Regions from separate parts of the Homo sapiens genome. Here region 2 is linked to region 1. Evidence: read pairs that join two places in POLR2A ChIA-PET (ENCODE). Cell type or tissue: MCF 10A. All regions are shown on one strand. Region 1 overlaps ABCD2 (ATP binding cassette subfamily D member 2). Region 2 overlaps KIF21A (kinesin family member 21A).

Region 1 (5,000 bases):
AGCCTCCCAAGTAGCTGGGATTGCAGGAATCTGCCATCATGCCCGGCTAATCTTCGTTTTTTTTGGTAGAGATGGGGTTTCACCATGTTGGCCAGGCTGGTCTCAAACTCCTGGTCTCAAGTGATCTGCCTGCCTTGGCCTCCCAGAGTGCCAGGACTACAGGCATGAGCCACCGCACCTGGCCGCCCAGTAGTACATTATTGCTCCCTCCTAAGGGCAGGGAGTCCAAGTGGAAAGGGTTGAAAGAATGCTAAATGAAAATAGTTTTAGTTCCTTTTGATTTATTTGTCCCAACTCTCATTTTGGAAAAAATAATAAAACAAGAGGAACTTTAAACAAAATCTGATACAAACACTTATTTCTCTTCTCTCCTCTCCTCTCTCTTCTTTTCATTTCTTTTTTTCCTTTCCTTTCTTCTTTTGAGAAGAGGTCTCACTCTGTGGCCCAGGCTGGAGTCCAGTGGCATGATCTCTGTTCACTGCAACCTCCACCTCCCAGGTTCAAGTGATCCTCCTGCCTCAGCCTCCCAAGGAGCTGGGACTACAAGCATGCGCCACCACATCTGGCTTATTTTTGTAATTTTAGTAGCGACAAGGTTTCACCATACTGGCCAAGCTAGTCTCAAATTCCTGACCTCAAGTGATCCGCCCACCCAGGCCTCTCAAAGTGCTGGGATTATAGGCATGAGCCACTGCACCCAGCCCAAACACTGAATTTTCAATGATTCATTATATTTCTAGAAAATTGCTACTACTAATGAAAAATTAATATGTGGTTGTTTTAGCCACAATTTAGTTTGTATAATATAAAACATTAAGTTACTAAAAAAAAAAAAAAAAAAAACTCAAGTTTTGTAATTTGTTTTTATATCTAGAGGATGGCCAAAAGCAAGTTATGGTTAGTGAACGGACAGAAGCCTTTACCACTGCTCGAAATTTACTGGCCTCTGGAGCTGATGCTATTGAAAGGATTATGTCTTCATACAAAGAGGTACTTGCATTTCTTATTGTCAATTCAATTAAAATAAAATTTATGAAAATCAAGCAAAATGTCAATTACCAAGTATACTTAGTATTTTGGAAACATATCTTTTCTCTGCCAAAAATTGCTGCGTATAATCAAGATTAAGGGCAGCAATTCACAAGTGTAATGCTGCTAATATCCTTTGTTTTATAATACTATCAATTGTTATCTCTCTTTTTCCCTCTATAGTATGATATCTTTGTTTTCACATTTTAAAGAAACCCTTAGGTATGAACTCTGGAGCCAGAGTGCCTAAATTTTCATTTTATGAATTTACAAATTATGTGACCTTGGGTCAAGGTCGCTACAGCGTCTGTGTCTCTGTTTCTTCATCTATAAAATGGGGATATGATAACACTGACTTGTGGGGTTGTTGTGAGTTGATACATGTAGAAAATTTAAAACAGCACATATTAAACACTCAATAAATGTTAGCTAATAACATTTCTTATATATCTCGCAAACTTTTACCTTTCCTTCATTAAATGGGTAATACTTTCTTACCATTCCGCATTCTTCCTGCAGAGTTTGGGTCATCCTGTTTTGTGTCCATCTCAGTGTATGTCTGATGTTTTACCACATTATAGCTGTGTATATTGCCTGCATCACACCACTCAGCTCCTTGAAGCAGGAACTGTCTTACTCATCTTTACATTTCTAATATCCATTTTCATACTTGGAATACTGTGTGGTTAATAAATATTTGTTGACAAAATAGTAATAAGACCTGCAGATACCACAGGGCCAAGGTTAAAATTACTTAATTTAATTCAGATATTACACAATGTTCCCATAAAATTATTCTCACTACCAGTTAGTCTTATGGCTATCATATCAATATAAATTCTAAAGCATCTTTGTAAATTTAGCTGCATATTAAGTCAGCCTTGAATAAACTATATAAAAGAATTACAAAGGGCTAGCAAGCAACTCAATTTTTTTAAAAAGTTCAAATAGTAATTTTGATAATCTGGAGACACAGTCTTTGGGATAGATTTGTTGATGTAATAAATTACTTAAAATTAAATGACAAATCAAAATTTTATTTATCTCACATTAAAATATTGTGCTATCTAGGTTAGAGAAATGATAACAATTAGTTTTTCTAAACTGTCTCCAACTCAACGAATGATTGCATTTTGCTTTATTTTTGCCTGAATTTACTTTTAATCATAAAATGTTCACTTCTAAAAATTCTTGTACTGCTGTGACGGCACATGAAAGCACCCACCATGCCTTCTCTGCTAGCACCAGAGGGACCAAGTTTCCTTTGTAGAGTTAGGGTTCTAAGACAAATTCCCTGTCTTGTACCCCAGAGTAATTTGTCTACCGGCACATTCTTAGTTTTTGTCAGACACTTCCTACCGTCTTCACATTCCATCCTGATCCACTGACTCATTGCCTCCTGCCTTTCTTGAATTGACCTCTACTTGTGGTTTTGGAATTCTTTTCTACCCAAATATTTATATTTGCCCAGGTTTCACTTGAATCCCTATTTTGTTGATCTTTAAATTTGTTTTCCTCTACTTGACAACTCAAGAGGTTCTTCCAGATAACATTAGAAATCATCATTTAAATAGCTATAACATTAACATATAGAAATGAAATAACAGTGTAATTACAGATCTCTCAGTAGAGATGTGTTTCAGAAGGCTTTTATAATAATACATACTCATTTACTGCTTATGTTTTGCATACACAGAAATTTTACACAAATGTCAGCATTGTTGTATTTTTCCGCAATTTATTAAGAAACATTTATTTCTGAGATACCTTGCTTATTCTTGTGTATTCTTGTGCAAGAACTATCCTTAGTTCTTGTGCATTCTGTTTCATTGAGAAACATGTTCTTGATAGGAAATGAGTCACCTTTCAGAGTACCCTGATAGCAAGGTGTTCTCTTAATAGAAAAACAGCAGGAGGTTAACCAAAATGAACAGCTGAGAGAATAGGAACAAGGCACCATTCCATTGAGCTTTGTGGACTAAAGTAGAGATTTAGCTCATCTTATAATCTTACCTAGAAAAAAAAATATATTTAATGTTTTTCTTTGGGCATATAAATCATGTTTGGCTTCAAAAGAAGCTGGATTGGGGGAATTATACTGAAAAGGATTTGAAGCTTTTCATTGAGCTTGCTCTCAATATTGGTATCCTGCCAAATAGAGGAATTTTGACAATCAATTTGGCTCAGAAACATTCATTTCATAATAGGACAAAAAGGTACTTTTCTCCTACTTAAAATCTTCTATTTTAAATAGAAAAAGGTACCAAAAATAAAAGATTATAATTTCATTGAATGACCTTAAGCTTTCCACAAAATTTATAATTTATTGGAAATGAATTTCATCATGTAAACAGAGGTCAAATCAGAAATTTGACTGAAAGATCCTTAAGTGTCATTAATATTCTGAAATCTGTATATTATGTTTTATAATTTCAATCAAACATATTATTGTGTTATAGTGCTCTTTTGTACTGTCATGTGTTTTAGTTTTCAGATGTATTATATATATCTCATGTATAATGCAATATAATCTTTTACATTAAGTCAAGAAGCTTATCTGATTACATATTTATTTAAAATATTGTCTTGGATATAGTAACTCTATTTTATATCTCTGTGTTGCTTTTAGGTCACTGAATTAGCAGGCTACACTGCTCGAGTGTACAATATGTTTTGGGTCTTTGATGAAGTAAAAAGAGGCATTTATAAGAGAACTGCTGTCATTCAAGAATCTGAAAGCCATAGCAAGAATGGAGCTAAGGTAGAATTACCTCTCAGTGACACATTGGCAATTAAAGGTATTAAACTCAAGTGCTTTTATATTTTCCTATATTTAAGTATTTATCAACAGAACCAAAGTTTAAGAAGGTAGCTTTTAGTAGTTACAAAGTACCAACATTTAAATAACCAACATTATTTAAACAGCAATCCCTAATATTAGTATTGCAATTTGAGGGGTGGTGACTAACATTACCACAAAAACACAGTGTTATGCTACTTTTATTTAGGACACAATTTTCCAAATTATTTTTGGAAACTGCACATATGGCATAATGAATCGTTTGCTTTTAAAATTCATCTAACAAATAGAATTCGAGCTAATGTCATGTTGTTCTTCATTATACTGTTTCTAAACTTAAATTTGGTTACATATTTTTTAAAATTGCATTATTCTATGTCTTATTTCCCTTTTTTGCAGCACTGTGGTTTTTTTTCTATAGGATATGTTAATTTAGGGAAATAGAGTAGTAGTAAAAATTAAGGCTGGGTTATTTCAGATTGTATAGCTTTGCTATTGTAATGATGTTGACATTCAATTATTATAAAATGTTTCTCAGAAAGATTTTTCAAGTAGATGTGTCAATATGTACAAATTTGCATTACATTAAACTTTGCTTCAGGTCTGGATATCTATATTTACATTTGTTTCTGTGATTTATTACTGTGAATTATCTTTATAATTGAAATTACCTGTTATACTGCATAATAATTTACGTTATTTAATCAGAAACCTGTGATAATGTTTGTATCTTACACTTTTTCTTAATTACAGGAAAAGTTATTGATGTGGATCACGGAATTATTTGTGAAAATGTTCCCATAATTACACCAGCAGGAGAAGTGGTGGCTTCCAGGCTAAACTTCAAAGTAAGATGATATTCAAGAATCTTCTGATTGTTGCCATCACACTAATACAAAACAACTCAGAATTCATGTACCTTATGTTAAATACTTGGAGGAGCATTTGGAAAGGGGAAATCAAGAAAGGTATGCACAGTGGCTCAATTACAGAAGCAGTTATTCCTCAGAAAGCAGAGAGAAAAGAGAAATTTGATTTCTACTGCTTTATTGCCAGGTTGAAAATCAAAATTATAGTGTACAAGGTAATTTTGGGGAACAATAGGAAATTTCATGAGAAATTTGTACCTGGAAATAAATTTTAATTTTTTGCCTTATAGAAATTATTTTTT
Region 2 (5,000 bases), 180 kb after region 1:
TTGGTTTCTTTATCCGTGAAGTGGAGGTAATAAGAGTACTAACATAATAGGATCGTTATGAGAATTAATTGACATAAAGCACTCAGAATAATGTCTGGCACATAGTAATCCTGAAATGTTAGTTGGGACTAACTTGCAAAAATCTATTTCTTTAACAGAGATTCTTTCTAGTCTTCACTTGGGCCCCCTTTTTACAATTTATTATGTCTGTCTTCAATGATGAAGAAAAGGGATGATAATAGTGCATTTATATTTGATAATATGTGACCTTGATATTACCAGTCAAAGCTATTAGCATTGTATTTATATGATAGAATGGATATCTTGAATTATCTTTAATGAATATGTTGAGTTGTGAAAGTTAAGACTGAGATGATTAAACCCCCTAGAGCAGTTTGAATAAAATGTTTTCTTAATCTTTGTTCTCTGTTGGTATGTGTGTTAATGGAAATTCATTCCTTTTCTGTTTATCTTTGACATGGGGGATACTTATTTATTTCTAGTTGGTTAGCAGGCAAGGTGAGCTCTTTGGCATATTAATCCTTAAACCTCTTAAATATATTGCTTAATATGTCATTAATCTGAGCACACCTCTACTTATACCAACAAGGTTTTTACTAAGACCCCATAATTGATCACACACACACATACTTTATATTTAAACTATAAGTGAACATCTCATTTCCATGTGTCATGTCTAATTTGAAGTCCTTTTTTTTTTTTTTTTGAGACGGAGTCTCTCTCTGTCACCAGGCTGGAGTGCAGTGACAACATCCCGGCTCACTGCAACCTCTGACTCCCCGGTTCAAGTGATTCTCCTGCCTCAGCCTCCCGAGTAGCTAGGATTACAGGCATACGCCACCACGTCCAGCTAATTTTTGTATTTTTAGTAGAGCCAGGGTTTCACCATGTTGGCCAGGATGGTTTCGATCTCCTGACCTCATGATCCGCCCACCTCGGCCTCCCAAAGTGCTGGGATTACAGGTGTGAGCCACGGTAATTTGAAGTCATTTTTAAAGATTGACTGAAGTGACAGTTCCTTTGCTAACTTAGCAAAGACATTTGATTAATTTTACTTTTCCTCTTTGTAGTTATGAGACAAGTCACATTGCATATTATAAAAATTTTAATTACCATGGTTAAATAAGAAAAATCAATTAACAATTATTTGTGACTCTGTTTTTTCTAAGGATCTTACTCAATAATTGGGTCTTGATTGTTGACACAATAATAGCCACTGAAACCTTTGACTAGATAACTAGTTTTGTTTGGGTTGAAAAACAAGTTTCTGAGAGATAAGGTATCAACAAATGAGGTCTGAAACTTAAATGATCCTGAAAACAACCTTCACTTTTTAAGACAAACCTTTTTAGAAAGCAAACTTGATTGAATTGTTAAAACAAATACCTTTTGAGTCCTTCACAAAAGTTGGTTTACTGTGAAATGAAATACTGTCAGATGGACCTAGAATATTTGTGGTAGACAGTTAAGTGGACTATTGAGGATGACTAAGAAAGCCCTATTTGCTGTCTTTGACAAGGAAGAATCATCCACATATAAGCTATTAGGATAATGAACACAATAGTAGGACTAGACTAAGAATGAACATTCTTCAAAATCATCCCTACCCATACTGCACAGCAGAGGCTTATATATTTGAATTGTTTTCTGTGCCTTGTGATGAGAACCATGTTCTCTGTTTACCTTTAGAAAGAAAAAGATGTGGCTGGGCGCGGGTGGCTCATGCTTGTAATCTCAGCACTTTGGGAGGCTGAGGCAGCTGGATCATCTGAGGTCAGGAGCTTGAGATCAGCCTGGCCAACATGGTGAAACCCCATCTCTATTAACAATACAAAAATTAGCTGGGTGTGGTGGCAGGCACCTGTAATCTCAGCTACTCAGGAGGCTGAGACAGGAGAATTGCTTGAACCCAGGAAGTGGAGGTTGCAGTGAGCCCAGGCTGTGCCACTGCACTCCAGACTGGGCAACAGAGAGAGACCGTCTCAAACAAACAAACAAAAAAGATGCAATAGCAGTCATCTTTGTGGTTTGTGGTTTTCTTTTCTTTTGGACTATCAAATATGTTTATTTGCACATTGCATAATTTTCTTTTTACTATTGAATATTTTAAAATGAACTTTGATGATGAAAAGTAATGCTGTTGGACTTTGAGTTCAAATCCCTTCTGTTTCACTGACTTCCTTTGAGGTAGTAGCGGTGTAAAAGTAACCCTGTGAAAAATAACGTTACCCCTCTCTATGAGTCAGGTCCTTTTGTGTGTAAAGTAGATAATACTACTGTTGAGTATATTACAGGCATTTTGGAAAGTACAGCTAGTAAAAATGTAAAAAGAAAGCTATTGCTCCAAGTTCATTGTAGGCACAGCAGAAGTTACTAAAGTATTCCGATATCTAAAGAAACAAAATTTTTAAGGATAATAAGTAACTTCCATCCCTGACCATTCCAATTTATTTCAGCTCAGATCCATTCCATGTGTTTTAATTTAGTTCAGTTCCGTTTATTAGTTACTGAGCCCCACTAGATCAAGTGCACTCAACATAGTTTGATGGGGAAATGCAAGATGATTCAGATAGGGGTTTTGCCCTCAGTCCAGCTGGGAGAGCCTTGCATGTCTACACAAGACCTGATGGCTCTCCCATGAAACATGCCAAAAATGAAGTATGAACACATTATGTGTAAGCTATTAGTTTGCCCCTCCAGCCACTATAATCACATTAGCTACTTTCTCAGACAGTAAAACGATTTCTTAATTTTCTTTCTTTTCTTTTTTTTTTTTTTTTTAACAGAGTCTCACTCTGTCACCCAGGCTGGAATGCAGTGGTGTGATCTCACCTCACTGTAATCTGTGCCTGCTGGGTTCAGGCAATCCTTGTGCCTCAGCCTCCCAAGTAGCTGGGATTACCAGCATCCACCACCATGCCCAGCTATTTTTTTTTTTTTTTTTGTATTTTTAGTAGAGATGGGGTTTCACCATGTTGGCCAGGCTGGTCTCAAACTCCTGGCTTCAAGTGATCTGCCCACCTCGGCCTCACAAAGTGCTGGGATTACAGGCGTGAGCCACCGTGCCCGGCCTTAATTTCCAAAATAGTAATGTAAATGCTTCTTAATAATGATATAAGTCCCATGACATCTGGTCTTTGCCTTATCTTTGACATAGCCTCCTTGGTTTATTTGCTTTCTCTTCTCTAATGCTTTTTTAATTTCCATGCTCATTCCATTTTTAAAAATACCTCTCCATGAATTTATTCCTATTTTCATCACATATGTTAAATGCAAATATTTATTGACGACTGTTCATCCACACATACAAGGATATGAGTACACGCATACATGCGTGTACATGTGTGTATACTCACACATATTCGCAACATCCTTTTCTCACACAGTTAGTTAATAACATCCATTTAGAGTGGACAGCTTGAATTTTAGTGAGGTAGAAAGCTTTTATGGAAATTTCTTAAAATATTCCAATTCTAAAAATATTTTGAATACAATTTAAGACTCCTTTGTTAACTGCTTATTTTTTTTCGTATGTTTCCATTTCATCAATCTCAGTGTCTTGTGGGTACCAGCCAGTTTTGTCTTGGTAGACCGATTACCTGTTTTATCATTCAAAGACCCAAAGACCCAAGGCAGGGTAAACATTTATTATTGGTGGAGTTTTGCTGTTGAATCTTGCATAGATTTCTAGATGTCCTTGACAGCTCCATTTTTTTTTTTTTTTTTTTTTAGTTTCTAATCTTACTTCTGTTAGATGTATCTTTCAGAGTAGCTAGCTCTTGTTATAAGGAAGCGGCAGAAACATGATTTCCTGAGGAAAATGGGCTCTGACATTAGGAGACTTGCTTGAACCTGACTCCTTTCCTAGTTTTTAACCTTGGGTGGATTCTTTAATCTGCCTAAGCCTCTGTTCCCTCATCTGTAAAAGGATATTGATAATATATGCCTCAAAAAATTATTCTCTTTTAAGGACGCCTTTCCTAATTCTATCATATTCTCAACACTTATAACCCCTCCATGTATATAATTTATATTATATGACAGTAAGTTTATTCATAGATTGCTTTGTAAACAGTTATCTTTAGTATCTTGGGCTTATGTTGGTTTTTTATTCCTCCTCCAATTCATTGTGAATTACTCAAAAGCAAGGATAGGCTCTTTTATTTCTTGTTTGTCCTCTGTCTGGATGCTTAATACATCAGCAGGCACATAGCTCTGGTCTTTAACATCAGAGGTGAAAAATATAATTTACTTCGGATTATTCTTACGGAGACTTTATTCAGTCTGTCAAAAACCATTTGACTGCCACTGGTGTGCCTGGAAGGGAGTTCTGGGTATTGAGGGTACAGATGTGAGCAAGACAAGAGCTTTAATTCTCAAGGAGCTGAGCATTGGGTGAGGATAGAGACAATAAATATTTTTTTTTAAATCCAGATATTGATATATACTATGGAGAGGGTAAAACAATATGCTTGATAGTAGTTGTCCTTGGTTGGGAGGAGTCATTTGAGTTGAGACCTGAATATTGGAAAATGAGCCATGAGAAGACCTGAGAGAACAGCATTCCAGCAAAAGCAAGTGAAAAAGGGCTAAGAAATAAACTGGCCTGTTAGTGGACAGGTGAGAAGGACAGTATAGCCAGATATAGAAAATAGAACCGAGGGTGAAGATAGGTAAGATCGGAGAGGTAGGTAGAGAGGTAAGATCATTAAGGGCCTTATAGGTCTGGGTGGAAATTTTAGACTTCGCTTTTAGTGAGAAATCTTTAGAGAGCTTCAAGTAGAGATGTGACATGATCTAATATGCATTTCAGAAAGATAACTCTTGTTGCTCGGTACAAGGTGGACTGTATTATAAGAGGTGAAAATGTAGGAGATGAGTGAGAAAGCAGTTATTATGTTCCAGGAGTGACATAAAGGTGGCTTGGGCTAAAAAAATAACAGTACAAATGGTGAAACGTAGATTTGGGGAGATAGAGC

Evidence for each region. Peaks named below come from ENCODE experiments on the same cell type or tissue, not always from the same donor. Only the 100,000 strongest peaks of a DNase experiment are listed, where the experiment ranks them.
Region 2: POLR2A ChIA-PET joins it to region 1 with 6 read pairs; 2 of 35 experiments call an interaction of 5 or more read pairs at or near these places.

The regions. Positions count from the first base shown.
Region 1 is chr12:39,603,589-39,608,588 of GRCh38, reverse strand. ABCD2 (ATP binding cassette subfamily D member 2) reads left to right here. Exons shown (of 10, transcript NM_005164.4): 3 at 875-990; 4 at 3,659-3,827; 5 at 4,583-4,677. Among named protein-coding and RNA genes, the nearest start is that of ABCD2, 14 kb to the left of the region's middle. In MCF 10A, no CTCF peak of the experiment used is centred here; DNase peaks (open chromatin) are centred at 2,398 and 2,908.
Region 2 is chr12:39,424,684-39,429,683 of GRCh38, reverse strand. All of the region lies in intron 1 of KIF21A (kinesin family member 21A), which reads left to right. Among named protein-coding and RNA genes, the nearest start is that of KIF21A, 16 kb to the left of the region's middle. In MCF 10A, no CTCF peak of the experiment used is centred here; a DNase peak (open chromatin) is centred at 2,633.